Regions from separate parts of the Homo sapiens genome. Here region 1 is linked to region 2. A link is an interaction called in ENCODE POLR2A ChIA-PET data of the cell type or tissue named here. Cell type or tissue: GM12878. All regions are shown on one strand.

Region 1 (8,000 bases), 250 kb before region 2:
CGTCAGCATGCGCCAGGCGCCCACCTCTTCTCCGCTGCTCCCCCCCATCCTCCGCTGCCTCCGCTTCCCTCGAAAAACCCGCCGCCCAGGAAACCGCTGGGGGCGCTCAGACCGCAGACCCCCCACGCCCCCCGCCCCCCAGCGCTCCCACCGCGACCGCCCAACCCACCTGAAGGGGCCGTGGCCGCCAGGGGTACCCCCCTCCCGCCGACTCCCCCCAACACCTGCGGGTGGCACTATTTATAACTCCGCGCCTATTCCGGGCCTCTGGGTTGGAGCCGGCTGCCGCGCAGCGCTAATCGCCGCCGGGATCTCTGCGCCCCCCAAGGCCGGGGGAGGCAAATTTAGCTTCAGGAAGCTCAGGGGAACAGTTTCCAAAACTCCACGTCCCAGAGAAGGCAAGACAACCCCTCTGCACTCAGCCTCCTTCCGATCAGCCACCAGGAGGCGCAGGTCCCCGGCTTCTCGAACCCAGCCAGCTAGGAGGTTACGGTCGCTTCTTTGAAGCTGGGGTAGGCGAAGGCCTGAGGGCGAATGATGGAAAGGAACTGAGGCCGAAGAATGGCTGGAGGAACGGGTACGCTCCAAGGCTGGCGAACACTCTAGAGTCTGAGAGTAACTGAGAAAGTTGGGTGGAGGGAAATAACTCACATGCAAGACAGATGTAAATATGATGCAAATAAGAGCCTATGCCCATGCCGGGCGCGGTGGCTCTCGCCTGTAATCTCAACACTTTGGGAGGCAGAGGCGGGTGGAACACCTGAGGTCAGGAGTTCGAGACCAGCCTAACCAACATGGTGAAACCCTGTCTCTAGTAAAAATACAAAAATTAGCCAGTCGTGGTGGCACACGCCTGTAGTCCCAGCTACTCAGGAGGCTGAAGCAGAATTGCCTGAACCTGGGAGGCGGAGGTTGCGGTGAGCCGAGATCGCGCCATTGCACTCCAGCCTGGGCAACAAGAGCCAAACCCCGTCTTTAAAAAAAAAAAAAAAAAAAAAAGCCTATGCCCTTGGGGATGGGTCTGCGCTCTGGCGCTGCCAGTGAAATGATTGCCACACACCCCTTTTTGCCGGCCTCTTGGTGTTGGGAAAACGTGGGACATCCCCACCCACCCACCCCTCCCCGCCGCCAGATTATTGCTATGATATCCAGTTTATTGCCTGCCGCTCCTCAGACCCTTGGGCCGTGACCCCTCTCCTCCAACTGTTCCTTGCATGCCAACGAGGGTCCTGTATCCGATGTAATCCGCCGGGAATCCTGGATATCAGGCTTCTCCTCTCGCTGTTGTACTTGAGGGTCACATCCAGCTGGTCCCTCCTGTCTCCATTCCTACTCCACCCATTCCCCCACCCCCTGTGACCATTAGAGGGCACCAGGGCACCGAGGGGTAGGTGAGGTTTTAATGGCAAAGGCCGCAATTACTTTTGCACCAACCTAATATCTTGGTACCCTGTCTCCTTCACCTCCCTCCCACCTTACTCCACTTGAGTTCCTGAGGGAGTAATTTGGACACTCAAAACCTGAGTTGCCCTAGTCGGGGAGAGATACTTGTGGGGGAACAGCCACAGAGTGGGGAGCCATGGGCCAGGAAAGATCTCTTGGCTGTGTGGATTAGGTGAAAGGGCTGCACCTGAAACCTCCAAATGGGCTGAGAACAGGGAGCTTAGGGCTGAGGTGGGAAGTGGCATGGAGCGGGTGCATGGAGGTGGTACCCTCCATGCTTTTGTTTGCATGGCCCTGCCTCCAGGCCACTTTGGCCACCATCTCCATGCAAACACCAGCTCAGAAGAGGAAGGCAGGCTCATTAGGAGAAGCCGTGAGTTGGGGATCTGAAAATCTGGGTTCGCTAAATGACTCCTTTACCTCAGTGTGCTGTGTATGTTCTTGGGCGAATCATTTCACCTCTTTGGGCCTATTTCCTTCATGTTAACATGGGATAATTGCTGAAGTGGACTTTCGTAAGGCTCAAAGCACTCTGTATTGTGAAAAGGGCTCTCTGAATGGTATCTGAGGTTTCTTTTATTCTCCTCATCCCTCTCCTCAGTCTTTACACTGCCAAAGCCCTCTTTCCCACTCTGACATTCTCCTTGGGCCACTGGCAGTCTCTACCTGTCACTCCCCCTGCTGCTCTCTATTACCCTTCTCACCACAGGCCACAGCCCTGGATTCTGCCTTCCTCTACCCACCACTTCCCCAGTGGTTTCTGCCAGACTTCCCCTCCCCTGGCAAAGGCCCTTGGGCTCAGACCTCAGACTCCAGGATCCACCTCTAGGCACTGCCCCGCTTGGTGGGAGTGAGGCCTAAGAAAGGAAAAGAAGGCGGTAGGCCAGGGCCTGAGTCAGGGAAGGAAAGGCTGGAGCTGGCCAAGTAGGGTGCAGGCTCTGAGGGGGAAGAAGGAGCCCCAGATTCATGGGAAGGTAAATTCTGACTACCCCCATCACTGGGACCAGGTGAGAGCCTCTCAACGGACCAGCCAAGAGCACTAAGCTGCATTTTGTGGATGCCTAAAGAGATGCACTGAGGCCGGGCACGGTGGCTTATGCTTGTAATCCCAGCGCTTTGGGAGGCCGAGGTGGGCGGATCACTTGAAGTCAGGAGTTCGAGATCAGTGTGGCCAACATGGTGAAACCCTGTCTCTACTAAAAATATCAAAATTGGCTGGGCGCGGTGGCTCACGCCTGTAATCCTAGCACTTTGGGAGGCCACGGTGGGCGGATCACGAGGTCAGGAGATCAAGACCATCCTAGCTAACATGGTGAAACCCCGTCTCTACTAAAAATACAAAAAATTAGCCGGGAGTGGGGGCGGGCACCTGTATCCTAGCTACTCGGGAGGCTGAGGCAGGAGAATGGTGTGAACCCGGGAGGCAGGGCTTGCAGTGAGCTGAGATCGCGCCACTGCACTCCACCCTGGGTGACAGAGCGAGACTCTGTCTCAAAAAAAAAAAATCGAAATTAGCAGGACATGGTGGTACGCTCCTGTAATCCCAGCTACTCAGGAGGCTGAGGTAGGAAAATCGCTTCAACCCGGGGGACGGAGGTTGCAGTGAGCTGAGATTGTACCATCGCACTCCAGCCTGGGTGACAGAGTGAGAATCTGTCTCAAAAAAAAAAAAAAAAAAAAAGACACATTGACCTGCCAGGGATAAGAAATAAGCTCAAGTTGGAGTACCGTAGAGGCTAGGCTGCTGTAAAAAAGAATGGACAGGCTCTCCGTGTACTGATGTGGGATCCTGAATCCTGTCCAAGGTTTATCAAAGGAAAAGAAGCAAAGTGCAGAACAGCGTGGAGAGTATGTTAACTAGGAAGAGTAATATATCCAGAATCCAGCCACCCCTCACTACTGCTATTGCTATAAACCTGGTCCGAGACCACCAACATGTCTGGCCTATATTGTGCCATTACCTCCTAATAGGTCACTCGTATTCTACCTTTGCTCCCCTGAAATCTATTCTCAACACAGCAGCCAGCTTGAGCCTTTTAAATTAAAAAACTCATTTCACACTCAATATTCGGCAATAGTTCCTCATTTCACTCAGCATAAAAGCTCAAATTCTTAGGCCCTCTATGACCTGCCCCCATTCCCACCTCCAGCTCGATTTCCACTTCTTTTTTCTATAGTGCCTATCATCTAATAACATATACATACTTTAAAAAATGTTTATAGTTTGTCCTCTCCACCCCCTAAAATGTAAGCTTCACAAGTACAAGGATCTGTTTTGTTCACTGCTGCATCCAAAGACCCACAGTGACATATAATATACACTCAATAACTCAATATTTGTTGAATGAATGAAGATGCAGTCTATGCACAGACTGGAATGTTCTCCAAGAAACTGGTAACCATGGTTGCCTCCAGGGGGAGCGCTAAAGGATTGGGGGATAGACGTGGAGACTTTTAACTATTAGAGTTCTTTTTTTTTTTTTTTTTTTTTTATAAGACGAAGTCTTGCTGTGTCACCCAGGCTGGAGTGCAATGGTGCAATCTTGGCTCACTGCAACCTCCACCTCCTGGGTTCAAGCCATTCTCCTGCCTCAGCCTCCCAGGTAGCTGGGACTACAGGCATGTGCCACCACGTCCAGCTAATTTTTTTGTATTTTTAGTAGAGATGGGGTTTCACCATGCTGGCCAGGCTGGTCTCGAACTCCTGACCTCAAGTGATCCACCCACCTCGGCCTTGTCCCAAAGTGCTGGGATTACAGATGTGAGCCACCGCGCCCGGCCTTTTTTTTTTTTTTTTTTTTTGAGACAGAGTTTCATTCTTGTCCCCCAGGCTGGAGCGCAGTGGCATGATCTCAGCTCACCGCAAACTCTGCCTCCCGGGTTCAAGTGATTCTCCTGTCTCAGCCTCCCAAGTAGCTGGGATTACAGGCACTCACCACCTCGCCCAGCTAATTATTTTTAGTAGAGATGCAGTTTCACCATGTTGGCCAGGCTGGTCTAGAACTCCTGACCTCAGGTGATCTGCCCGCCTCTGCCTCCCAAAGTGCTGGGATTACAGGTGTGAGCCACTGTACCTGGCCTGGCCTAAAGTTCTTTACTCTGGGCATATATCACCTTTACAAAAAGAATCTAGAAAAAAAAAAGAGTTAACTAAGAAGAAGGCTGAGGAAGAGCTGGTCCCAGGCAGGGAGGAAGAGGGCACTATCTATAATCTCCAGGCCAGTGCCCCAAGTGACAAAGGGCTGGGGGATGATAACTGGCCCCCCAGGAGGGGCCAGAGAATGCTGGATGGGAATCCCAGGGAAATACTGAACAGTCCCAAACAGGCTGGCTCTGAGGTTTGGGGGGCTGTGGGTGGGCAGATCAGTAAGCATAAGCACCCCCTGAGCAAGACGATACACATGGCTGGTGTATATCTACCACCGGGAGTAACTCATGGAAAATACCAGCTGTGGCTACCAAGAGGAAGTAAAGAGCCAATTCTGCTCAATCTAGCTGTTTATGTCCTGATAGGGCTGTGTCATGATAAGCCTGAGGGACCTGTGTGGCCACACAGGTGTCTTTCTCTGGTAACTTTGTATGTGAGCTGGGAGCTCTTGTAGCTCATGGGGTCCTACTTCCTTGATGAGCTGGGGACTAGCCTCAGCGCAGTGCTTTCCCCAAGATCCTCAGAGGCAGGAAGCTGCCTGGACCAGGTCTTCTATTTGGGAAAGGGCTGGGTCCTCTGGGTTTCCACACACCCTTGGCCTCACAGATGAAGACCCTACTCAAGCTGGGTCCCCTCCTTACCCACAGATTGAGAGGAACCTGAACTGTCTTCCACCCTCCCCACTCAGGAACCAGTGAGTCAGAAAACCTGGCTTTCAATCTTGGTTCTATTCAGGACAAGCTCCTTCCCTCCCTGGTCTGCACCCTTGCTCCCAGACCGTTCTAGTGCTGACTTTTTCTGATTCCCCTTTAGACACTTATAATCTTGGGCCTCAAGGCCTATGGATTATATTTATAATTCAGTGATTCTCAAACAGGTTTCTTAGGGGGCAGTCCATTCTTGGTACTATGAGGGTATGGTAAGATCAACCATCTGAGCTGGTGGGCTCACTGTGCCAAGCTTGGAGGAGTGCCAGGTCTTGCCACAATCTTACTGGGGTCCTAGCCAGAGCAGTCCAAGCTCCTGCCCACCAGAGGTCCACCAGAGGCAGGGGTTGGGAATGAAGGAGGCTCAGAGATGAGGCAGGTCTGCTAGATGACACAGCTCAAAGCAGGATCCACACTTTACTGTTTACTCATTGTTTATGGCCCATCCTTGGTCAAGCACAGCTGGCTTCAGGAGTCTTGATGGCAATTGGGCTGGGGGCTAAAGAAGAGAATGAGAAGCTAAGGCAAGCTCTGCCACAGAAGCTGCAGCTATGCCTCCTGTTTACTCTACCCTGCCCACCTGAGCGATGCCAGCCATGGTGCTGGTGGGGAGAGGAGGCAGTTCCCTGCTACCATTAATCCAGCAGTTCCTTGATACACCAGCAGCAGAGGAGGATGTAGGCGACTTCCTTCAGGGTCCGCTGGAAGCCCTCCCACCCTGTGCCCATCTTAATGACAGGCACCCGCAGCCCAGTGTCTCGAGGGGCCCCTCCGAGGAAGAAGGGTAGGGTTTGGGCTAGGGGCTGTGTCCGGGGCTGCATGTGGGCAACAGTTCCGAGGAAGGGTGTGGGAGCTGCCTCTAGTGCCTTTTATCAACACTGTCCCCACCCCCTTCAGCCTCATGACTACAGAGACAAAGGATCCAGGGTCTAGCAAAGGGAAGGTTCTAGGCCTGGGAACAGGCTGAGTCAGCCCCTCTAGACAGGGATGGGAGGGTGGGGTTAGTGGGAGGGAGGGCCTGGCCACTCCATCTTTCATCCTCCACAGCTAGGCCAAGGCAGCTTCCCCTCTTCCAGCCCAGGTGGTGCCCTGCCTGATTGCCCTTTTCCCAGTGGTTGGCACAACTCCTGCTTTCGCCCTCTGGTGGGCTCCTGCTGAGGCTGACATTGAGAACCATCAGTGAGAGCTCCTTTCCAGCCTGTTCTGCCCTGCCCCTGGGCCCCTTAGAGTGAGCACAGCCAGTCAGAGCTGGCAGCATTTGACCCACTTCTGCTTCTCCCATCCTCTGGAGCAGGAAGACACAGCTAGAGCAACAGGCACAGTGAGAGGCACGGTTTATTGCCAGGTTATACCCTAGGACGGTGTCCTTCCCTCCCTCCTAGGGTGGGAGGTCATGTGCGGGAGTTCCGCTCCTCTTCTTCGTTCTCCAGTAGATAGGCTGGACGGTATGTGGGGTGTCCTCCTGGGCTCAGGCACTTCAGGGCCGGGTTCCGCACGGTATTCTCCCGACTCCCCAGTGATGTGTATCTGGAGCAGGGAGGGTGGAGGGCAAGCATGTGGTAGGGTGGGCGATCCTATTGGCCCTCCCTATCCCAGCACCCTAAAAACTCCCTTACCCATTCCCTTCCCCTAATACCCTTACCCTCGGTCATACAGGATACAGTATGGGACAAACAGCTGACGCAGAAAATCCCAGATGTCTCTGTAGGTCCAGTCCTGGGAGGTCAGAGTAATAGAATAGTCACAAATGCTCACCTTTCCCACTTCTACCCCTGCTGTCCTGGGAAGGGGCCCATCCATGGCTCTTCTGCTCCCTTGGCCTCTGAGGGAGGGCTTGCTATCTGATTCTCTGGTATAGCTTGCTCTATGTATGCAAAGAGAAAGAGAAGGACTTCATCTTCTCCACTCTCTGCTTTCCATTCTTGAACCACCCTCTAGTGCAAGGGTGGAGCTTGAGGACAGGGAGAAACCGTCTATTTTTTTTTTGAGACGGAGTCTGGCTCTGTCGCCCAGGCTGGAGTGCAGTGGCGTGGTCTTGGCTCACTGCAACCTCTGCCTCCCGGGTTCATGCCATTCTCCTGCCTCAGCCTCCCGAGTAGCTGGCACTACAGGCGCCCACCACTGTGCCCAGCTAATTTTTTGTATTTTTAGTAGAGACGGGATTTCACTGTGTAGCCAGGATGGTCTCCATCTCCTGACTTCATGATCCGCCCGCCACGGCCTCCCAAAGTGCTGGGATTACAGGCGTGTGCCACCATGCCCGGCCCTATTTTTTTTTTTTTTTTTGAGACGGAGTCTTGCTCTGTCACCCAGGCTGGAGTGCAGTGGCGCGATCTTGGCTCACTGCAACCTCCGCTTCCCAGATTTAAGCAATTCTCCTGCCTCAGCCTCCTGAGTAGCTGGGATTACAGGCATGCGCCACCACAGCCGGCTAATTTTTGTATTTTTTTAGTAGAGATGGGGTTTCACCATGTTGGTCAGGCTGGTCTTGAAATCCTGACCTCGTGATGTGCCTGCCTCGGCCTCCCAAAGTGCTGGGATTACAGGCGTGTGCCACCGTGCCCAGCCCTATTTTTTTTAGACAGGGCCTTTACTGTTGCCCAGGCTGGAGTGCACTGGCATGATCATGGCTCACTACAGCCTCGACTTCCCTGGCTCAAGCGATCTTCCCGCCTCAGCCTGAGTAGCTGGGACTACAGGCA
Region 2 (8,000 bases):
CACCTCCTCCAAGGTGTAATATGGTCAAAGACAGGGCTCCTCCAAGGTGCAATATGGTCAAAGACAGGGCTGTGGATGCAGGCAAGTCCAAGCACACACTCGGGCCCTGCCACTCAATTGATGTTTTATTTTGTGCAAGTTTCCTAATCTAGTAATTAATCAAGTGATCCTCCCACCTCAGCCTCCAGAATAGCTGGGACTATAGACACGTACCACCATGCCCTGCTAATTTTATTCATTTTTTGTAGAGACAGCATCTCACTATGTTGCCCAGTCTGGTCTTGAAATCCTGGGCTCAAGGGATCCTTCTGTCTCAGCCTCCCAAAGTGCTTGGATTACAGGCATGAGCCACTGCACCTGGTCTAATTTTCCAATTCAGTAAAATAGGAAGTGACAGTTATGAGTCTTGTTTTTTGAGGATTAAATTCAGTAATGCGCATAAAGCTTTGGCCCACATGGCACGTGATTGGCACTTGAGAAATGATAGTGATTATTGTTATCTCTTCAAATAAGATTAGCATCCAGTCTTACCTACCACACAGAGATAGCCCCAGAAATAAAATGAAATGAGAAGTAGATCATCTCTAAGATCTTTGAGGAAGTATTTTGCAAGAATCCCAACTACTGTTGTTCTTCTCTCTGTATATAAAAAACGATGAACTGTGAAGCCCCTTTGCTTCCAAGTCACGCTCTGTGACTGATGGCAGATGTCGGGAAAGGCTCAACCAGGAGAGAGAAAGCTTGCAGGCGCGGGCGGCAGACTGAGGGCCCCGGGCGGGTGGAGCTCAATGAAAACCACAGACAGACAGCAGCTGTGAGAGCAAGCAGAGACCCAGAATGGCTTTAAACAGAAAGCAGAGGCCCACAGCAGGGAGTGAGATGAGACCAGGTTTAAACGTCACTTTCCCCTAAGTCCTTGTTCATTCACAGCTTCCTTCAGTAGCTCTGACCAGCTTTCTCAGCACCTGCCGACCGACAAACCAACCAACCAATGGAGGCTGGTGCTGGGGGTGGAGATGGCCAAGAGCCGGTGGTGAGAAGTGAGGGAGAATGGGGAAGAAGGGGCTCCACAGAGGGCACTTGATCCGGGACGGCTTTCCGGAGGAGGTGATTTCCTAGGCCTAAGGGGCCTCCGGGCAGAGGGGCCAGCATGAGGGAAGCTCGGAGGTGGGGGAGCATGGATTGGAGGAGAGAATAAGCAGTTGCTTGCTGGGGTGTCATAAGATGCGGCAGTGCACTCAACGCTACAGGAGCAGGCACGGGCCTTTTTCACCAGCCTAAGGATTTTGGAATGACTCTTCTATCAGCCAACAGTTTCCAACCTTATTTATGTACTTGTTTCTTTGATTCCAGCGATGCAGGAGAGATGATATTCAGACAGCCGACTTCTGCTGTGGGTGTGCCCCAGGTTATAAATCATTTCCATCAGGCTAGCTGGAGTCCCGGCCCTTCCTTTCCACTGAAGAAAGCAAATCAGAGTACCAGATAGCGAGAGTGATATTATCACAGGATAGCCTTGAAACTGCCATAACAAAAAAAATAAATCGTTCACAAATGTCAATCCTTCAACTACTATTAGCCCCAGAGAGACTGTTTGTCTGCCCCAGTGTGTCGCTGTGCAGAGGCTGAGAACGTCCCCTCTCCTCTTCCCACACCTAGGAGAGGGGGAGCCACTGGTAGATTGGGAGCAGGGGAGGGTCTGGAGTTTCAGAAAGATTTCCCTGGCTGCAGTGTGGAAGGGGGATTTGAGGGGAAGACGGGACACCAGCTGGGGAGGCTGCTGTAGTAACAGAATGCTGCCCCCACCACCCCTGGGTACAGTGGTGGCTGGGATGAAGAGCAAGGGCAGTTTTGAGAGAGCTAGAGGAGCCAACCTCCACCGGACTGACTCACTGGATGTGGAGTGATGGGGAGGAAGCTCAGGAACAGTGTCTGGTGTCCTAGTGTGGCTGGCTGGATAGCTGGTGGGACTGCCCACGAATAGGAGGTGCAGGAGGAAGAGGGCCGGGGTTGCAGGGGACCTGGGCAGCAGGGAGAGGGCAGGTAATGAGCAGAGTTGGGGATCGGTTGAGCTTAGTTTACCTGCCACCCCTCCAGAGATGTCCCACGTTGGGGGGACCCATGCACCTACTCCAGATGTTACCCTCCCCACTTTACAGCACAGGATTCTGCCTGGTGACATTTGATGCCATCTGTATCTGGCCACCCAGTGGGTGCAAAATGCAAGTTTGCTGATTAAGCAAAATCAACCTGAAGCAAACAAAGACTGATGTCCCCAAGGGATAGCCAGCTCCTTGGAGGCAGAAACCCTTTCCCTCTAGGGCAGAGCTTCCTCTGTGGGTCCTCACAGGGGAGGGTGGGAGAGAGACTGAACAAGTGAAAGGGAAAACAAGAGAGGAGAGATGAGAGGGAGGTGGAGACAGTGCTTCAAAGGAGAAAAAAAGAAAAAGAAGCATGAAAGAGAAGAAGAAAGAACAGAGAGGGGCAAAGGCAGGAAAAATAGAGGAGAAGGAGGAAGAAGATGGAGGGGTTTGGGGCAAGAGTAACAGTGCAGGCCAGCTGTGCCTGTGAGTTCACGGGGTTCTGCTTATTAAACCCCAGCACTGGCAACTTTGAGAAGATGCTCAGAGTTCTTTCCCCGCCCTGCTTCTCCCTCCAACTCACCTCAGCCTTCTCCTGAGCCTGCCACTCCACCCGCAGCACTGTCATCCCAACCCATACCTGCTCCTCTGAGATAGCCGTGTGTCCCCTGCGCAGTGGCCCCGTGCCCCAACTTGGCATCACTTGTCTCCATTGTAACGCGGCCCTTTTTTGCCTTGGTGTTGCTTGGTGTCTGCCTTCTTCCTAGAACTCTAAGTTCCCAAGTAGGCACCAAGCCAGGCACACAGGAGGGGGCTCATTCCTATTGCTGACCAAATGAACTCATTTACTAAGTTCCAAAATTTGTGTCAGGCACTATGCAGAGTTTTATATTTTTCACTAGTCCCGTGCAAGGTTTTACTGCTTCATTTTACAGAAGTGAAGCCCAAGACACAGAGAGGTAAGCGCCTTCCCTAGGCCACACAGCTAACAGGTGGCAGGGCTGGGATCCAAACCCCCGTCTGTTGGACTCTCTGCCCATGCCATCTCTGCCACGCCATCTCCAGATACCGTGGAAGACATGCTTCCCATGGGAACAGTGCTTCTTCCAAGCATATTATTTTTCTCCATTTTCATGCATTTTATTAAACATTTCCAAATCAGGAAACATGGAAATATTTTTTTAATAAGAAGAAAGAAAACATTGCAAATTGAGAAACTGACTCAGAAGGATTTGCCAGATGAGCCATCTGGTTTTTAATTTCAAAGAGGTTGACAGTGCTTCCCTCTAAGAAGAAAATGGACTGTGGAAGGAATGGCAGCTGGCTTCCCTCAAATGGTGCATCCATTTGCAAGGTGGAGAAGTTGAGCAAGACCAAGAGACCCAAGAGAAGAGAAACACACTCCAAGAAAAGCTTGGCCAGTGCTGGTGTTGAAGCTTCCCCGCTGAGGCCTGCAGAGGTTGCATCCAGCTGTGTGACACCAGCCAGCTGTCCCACCTCTTCCAGAGTTTCTCAGAAGCTTCTACAGGAAACCACTAATGGAGACAGAGATGCCACCACCTCGGTGAGAAAAAGCCACACCAACCAAACTCTCGTTTTCACAGAGCAAGAACAAGCTGTGGTTGTTTGGCGGCAAGTCGCATTTGTTTGTTGGAGCCATTGTGCTCTGGTGGTGCTGGTTTTCTCTCCTTTTAAAAATAACTGGAGGCCTTGCACCATGCTGTTAGTTCTTAGGGCTGGAAATAAAAGACTAGATTTAGAGTTGCCTTGGAAAGATCCAGGGCTGTTACCTTGAATTACCTGGTAGAGGAAAACGTCGTTATTTTCCTAAATTCAAAGCCAACTCTTGAAAAATAGGACACAGAGGTGAAGTGGATGGAGGGGTGGCTTTATACATGCATGTGGTGTCCTGGGCACGTGGTTTGATAGGCTTGTGATCAGCCCTGAGTCTTCAAAGCCATTTATTTTACATTTTAAGATGTTTATAAGGGAAATTGTTTTTGAGAAAAGAACGAACTATTTTTTTTTTTTTTTTGCCTTAATGTGAATTCACCCACTGGCACAAGCAGTAATAGCCCTGAAGTCACCCTAGGCCATTTATTCCTCAGCTGCCTTTGAATTTCAATGGGATTCTTTCACACGCCTCAAGCATTTCTGAAATGCTCCTAAACTAAAGGAACTCATAATACCCTTAAGAAATGATGATTTCACCCCATTTTCTCCATAAAGCTGGAATCACATGCCCTAGCATGCTGAAGGTACTTGATAATTAGAAGTTGATTATATTGGGGACCTGGACAAAGGCAGAGCTGGGAATGGGAATAAAACCCAGGACTCCATGAAAGTCTCTTTCCTTTCATAATAGCTTCTAATTCAGGCTTCTAATAGCTTCGAATGCCAGTCACATACAGAGCCTCCCGGCCATCACCTACTGGCAGTGGCTGAGCGGGTATTTTGCCAAGCTAGAATGGTTCCTGCCCAGGCACACGGGTGCTGCCTCCACGCCCCACCCTGTGCCCAGCTCACTACAATTGCCATCTTTAGCAGCCGAAAAAATACAGGTTTCAGTCCCAGTCTTTTCGCTTAGTTGCTGTGAGAAGTTAGTTAGGTCAGTTACGCACTGGAGCTTTGCACTGATTCACTGTAAAATCAGGTAACAGCTCTTATCCTGCTGGTCTTGTCCCACTGGCTTGTGAGAAAGACGAAGTGGAGCCATTCATTCATTCATTCATTCATTGGACAAGTATTTATTGAGTACTAGGGATACAGCAGTAAAGAAAACAGAAAAAGTCCTTTCCTCCATGAACCTTATATTGTAATAGGGGTTGTCAGTCAATAAATACAAAAATAGGCCACATATCTATTATGTCAGGTGGTGATAAGCGCTGTGGAGAAGAATGACTCGGGAGAAGCTGGCCTGCTGGGTGTGGGGCAGTAGTGCACTTGGAGACAGGGTGGGCGGGTAACACCTTACTGAGAAGCTGACATTTGTGCAAAGGCCTGAAATTATCTGGGATAAGAGCCTTCTAAGTAGAGATGTCCCGTGACTTATGATGGGATTACTTCACAATAAACCCACAGTAAGTGGAAAATATCATAAGTTGAAAATGCACTGAACGTACCTAACCTACTGAGCATCATAGCTTAGCCCAGCCTACCTTAAACGTGCTGGGAACACTTATGTCAGCCTGCCGCTGAGCAAAATCACCCGGCAGCACAGTGCCCTGTAGAGGACCTTGTAGAGTACTCATGATCACCTGGTTAACTGCGAGCTGCCCAGCATCAGGAGAGAGAATTGCATCACAGATCCCTAGGAAAAGATCAACATTCAGAATTTGAAGTACGCTTTCCACCGACTGTGTATTGCTTTTGCACCATTGTAAAGTGGCACCATTGTAAGTCAGGGCCATCTCTGAAAAGAACAGCAGGTGAGGGGCTCTGAGGCAGGAGTAAAGCTGGCTGGGTGAAGGAGCTGCAGAAACCCCAGGTGGCAGGGCCAATGGGCGAAGGTGAGATGGGCTCAGAGAGGCCCCCAGGTTGGGGGCCCCAGGGGACTTCGGCTTTTTTTCTGAGGGATACAGGAACTTTTGTCTTACTTTTTTTAGAGGGCCTCTCTGACTACTGTAACAGGACTAGCCTGAGGCAAGCGTCGCCCAGGCAGAAGCAGGGAGGCCAGTGAGGCAACTACTGCAGTGGTCCAGGTGAGAGGGCGGTGCTGATCCAGGTGAGAGGGTGGGGCTGGAGCAGGTAAGAGGATGGGACTGGAGCAGGTAAGAGAGTGGGGCTGGTCCAGGTGAGAGGATGGGGCTGGTCCAGGTGAGAGGGTGGGGCTGGACAAGGTGAGAGGGTGGGGCTGGTCCAGGGTGGCCACAGACCAGGGATGACAGGCGCTCCGATTCTGGAGATATTTTGAAAGCAGAGGTGACAGAATTTGATGGAGATAAGGGGTTTAAGCTGCAAGTCACCAAATGAAGAGAAGGGGCTGCAGCCACCCAGAAGAACAGCGAAGATTAAAAGGAGAAGCTGGGAGGAGTTTCTGTTTTCCTACACAGCAGCATCTGCTGCCTGTTCTTTCTCCACATCCGTGCAGCTGCCCTTGTCACTAGGACGAAGCCCCAGGTGAGAGGCTCCTGCAGAGGCTGTGACATACCTCTATCTGTATCACTTGCTGAAGGCTGATGGAGCCCGTGCACATTCACTCCTCACCGCGGCCTCGCGAGGCAGGCAGGACGGCATCATTACACCCTGCTTCCCCGAAGAAGCAGCAGGCCCTGAGTCCGTGGAGTGATCTGCTCAAGGTCACAGAGCCATTTGGCATGAAAGGCAGTCTCTGGGCTCCAGATCTTGTGTTCTTTCTGCTATGCCAAGGCTAACCATAGACACACGAGATGAAAATAGCACTTTTTTTTAGTGCACCTATGTGCCCGGCACTGCTCTAATCATTTTAGACATATCAGCTCCTTTAACCCTCACAGTAACTCTCTGTGAGGTGGTACAAGTATTATCCTCTTTTACAGGTGGGAAGACTGAGGATAAGTTCATGCAGACATTAAGGTGCAAAGCCCGGATTCAAACATAGGTGTTCTGGCCCTGGAACCTGTAGGTTCAGCTATACCCCAGCCAGCTTTGCGGCCTTTCTGCAAGCCAGTGTGTGGGCAGTAGGTGGATGGTGCTGATGCCACGTGTGGGAGACACAGGCAAAGAGCTGGGGTTGGCTGGGTGGGTCAGGATGGGATTTGAAGTGGGTCCTGAAGGGCCAGTTAGAAGGCATCAGGGAGGACAGGGCAGGAGTGACAGGAGCAAGAGAGCCATGTGTGCAAGGCAAGCTTGGAGCACAGCAACCCTGAAGCGGTGGTCAGAGCATGAAGCCAAGGAGGCACAGTCGAAGGCGGGAGGAAAGCAGGCCAGTGAGCCGCTGCAGATGCCAGAGGAGGGCAGTGTTCCGAGGAGAGAGGCACCGGTGGGGTCAGAGGCCGCCAGGGGGCCAAGCCAGGTACGTGTTGTTGGCTTCCTCATTGGAGAAATTCGCAAGCACAGGGTTCACAGCTCAGTGGGCAGGTCTGACTGTGTGACTCTGAAGATTGACCGGAAGGCAAGGACGAAGCAGTCCATTTGGCTGCTTTGGAGTTCTGCAGAGGATCTGGCTCAATGCCTGCAAATTTCCAACAAACAAATCAGACCCAGGACAAATGGCTAGAGCCGTCATATCATGTAGATCCATGTGAAAAGAATCCTTTTTTTTTTTTTTTTACAAAACTAGTTTTAAAAAGTATTCAAATTCTTTTGGAGAATAAGGAAGAAGAGGCAGTCATTTCACTTTGGCTTATTTTCTGTCACCCTAGTGCTGTAACAGATCACAGCTAGTGTCATGAAGCTGAGTTCTTATTAATAGTGAGAACTGACTCCAAGCTCAAGGAATTTGGCAGCCACCTTGACAAAGGTTTAATCTGCTGAAGAGAACAGCTGAAATCATTTTAACATGATTCACTGAATTACTGAAGCAAGCCTCACTTTTGTAGAGGGACAGGAAAAGCAGCATGCAGGCCTTAGTCAGTCCACAAGTATTTTAGTGAGCCCCTATTATGTGCTAGACCCTCAGAAGGTACCAAGGAAAGGCTACAGAGAATACTGTAATATAACTTCAGGGTTAGACAAATAGACCAATGGAACAGAATAGAGAACCAAGAAATAGTACCACTTCCACATATAATTTATGAGACAGAGGGAGCATTGAAAGCTAGTAGGAGAAAGGATGGTCTGCACATTAAGTGAAACTGAGATAATTGCTTACCCATGTGAAAAAAATGAAGTTGTATCCCTGCCTCACACCATATGCAAAATCAATTCCAGGCAAATTGAAGACTTAGAAAGGCAACATTTTAAAATATGTAAAAATGTTACAATCTCAGGGAGGGAATG

Evidence for each region. Peaks named below come from ENCODE experiments on the same cell type or tissue, not always from the same donor. Only the 100,000 strongest peaks of a DNase experiment are listed, where the experiment ranks them.
Region 1: POLR2A ChIA-PET joins it to region 2 with 5 read pairs; 2 of 35 experiments call an interaction of 5 or more read pairs at or near these places.

Annotation. Positions count from the first base shown.
Region 1 is chr1:154,991,727-154,999,726 of GRCh38, reverse strand. It overlaps FLAD1 (flavin adenine dinucleotide synthetase 1), which reads right to left. Exons shown (of 7, transcript NM_025207.5): 6 at 6,941-7,014; 7 at 6,616-6,825. The coding sequence ends at 6,690. LENEP (lens epithelial protein) reads right to left here and starts at 6,141. Exons shown (of 1, transcript NM_001394530.1): 1 at 5,412-6,141. The coding sequence starts at 6,119. The coding sequence ends at 5,934. RefSeq lists a silencer at 117-196 and an enhancer at 1-346. In GM12878, CTCF peaks have their summits at 429 (motif pointing right), 3,856 (motif pointing right) and 6,437 (motif pointing left); a DNase peak (open chromatin) is centred at 516; H3K4me3 peaks cover 964 bases; H3K27ac peaks cover 837 bases.
Region 2 is chr1:154,741,042-154,749,041 of GRCh38, reverse strand. The region is part of intron 3 of KCNN3 (potassium calcium-activated channel subfamily N member 3); the gene reads left to right. Among named protein-coding and RNA genes, the nearest start is that of KCNN3, 130 kb to the left of the region's middle. RefSeq lists enhancers at 540-749, 6,928-7,428. In GM12878, no CTCF peak of the experiment used is centred here; DNase peaks (open chromatin) are centred at 861 and 3,641; H3K4me3 peaks cover 868 bases; H3K27ac peaks cover 1,318 bases.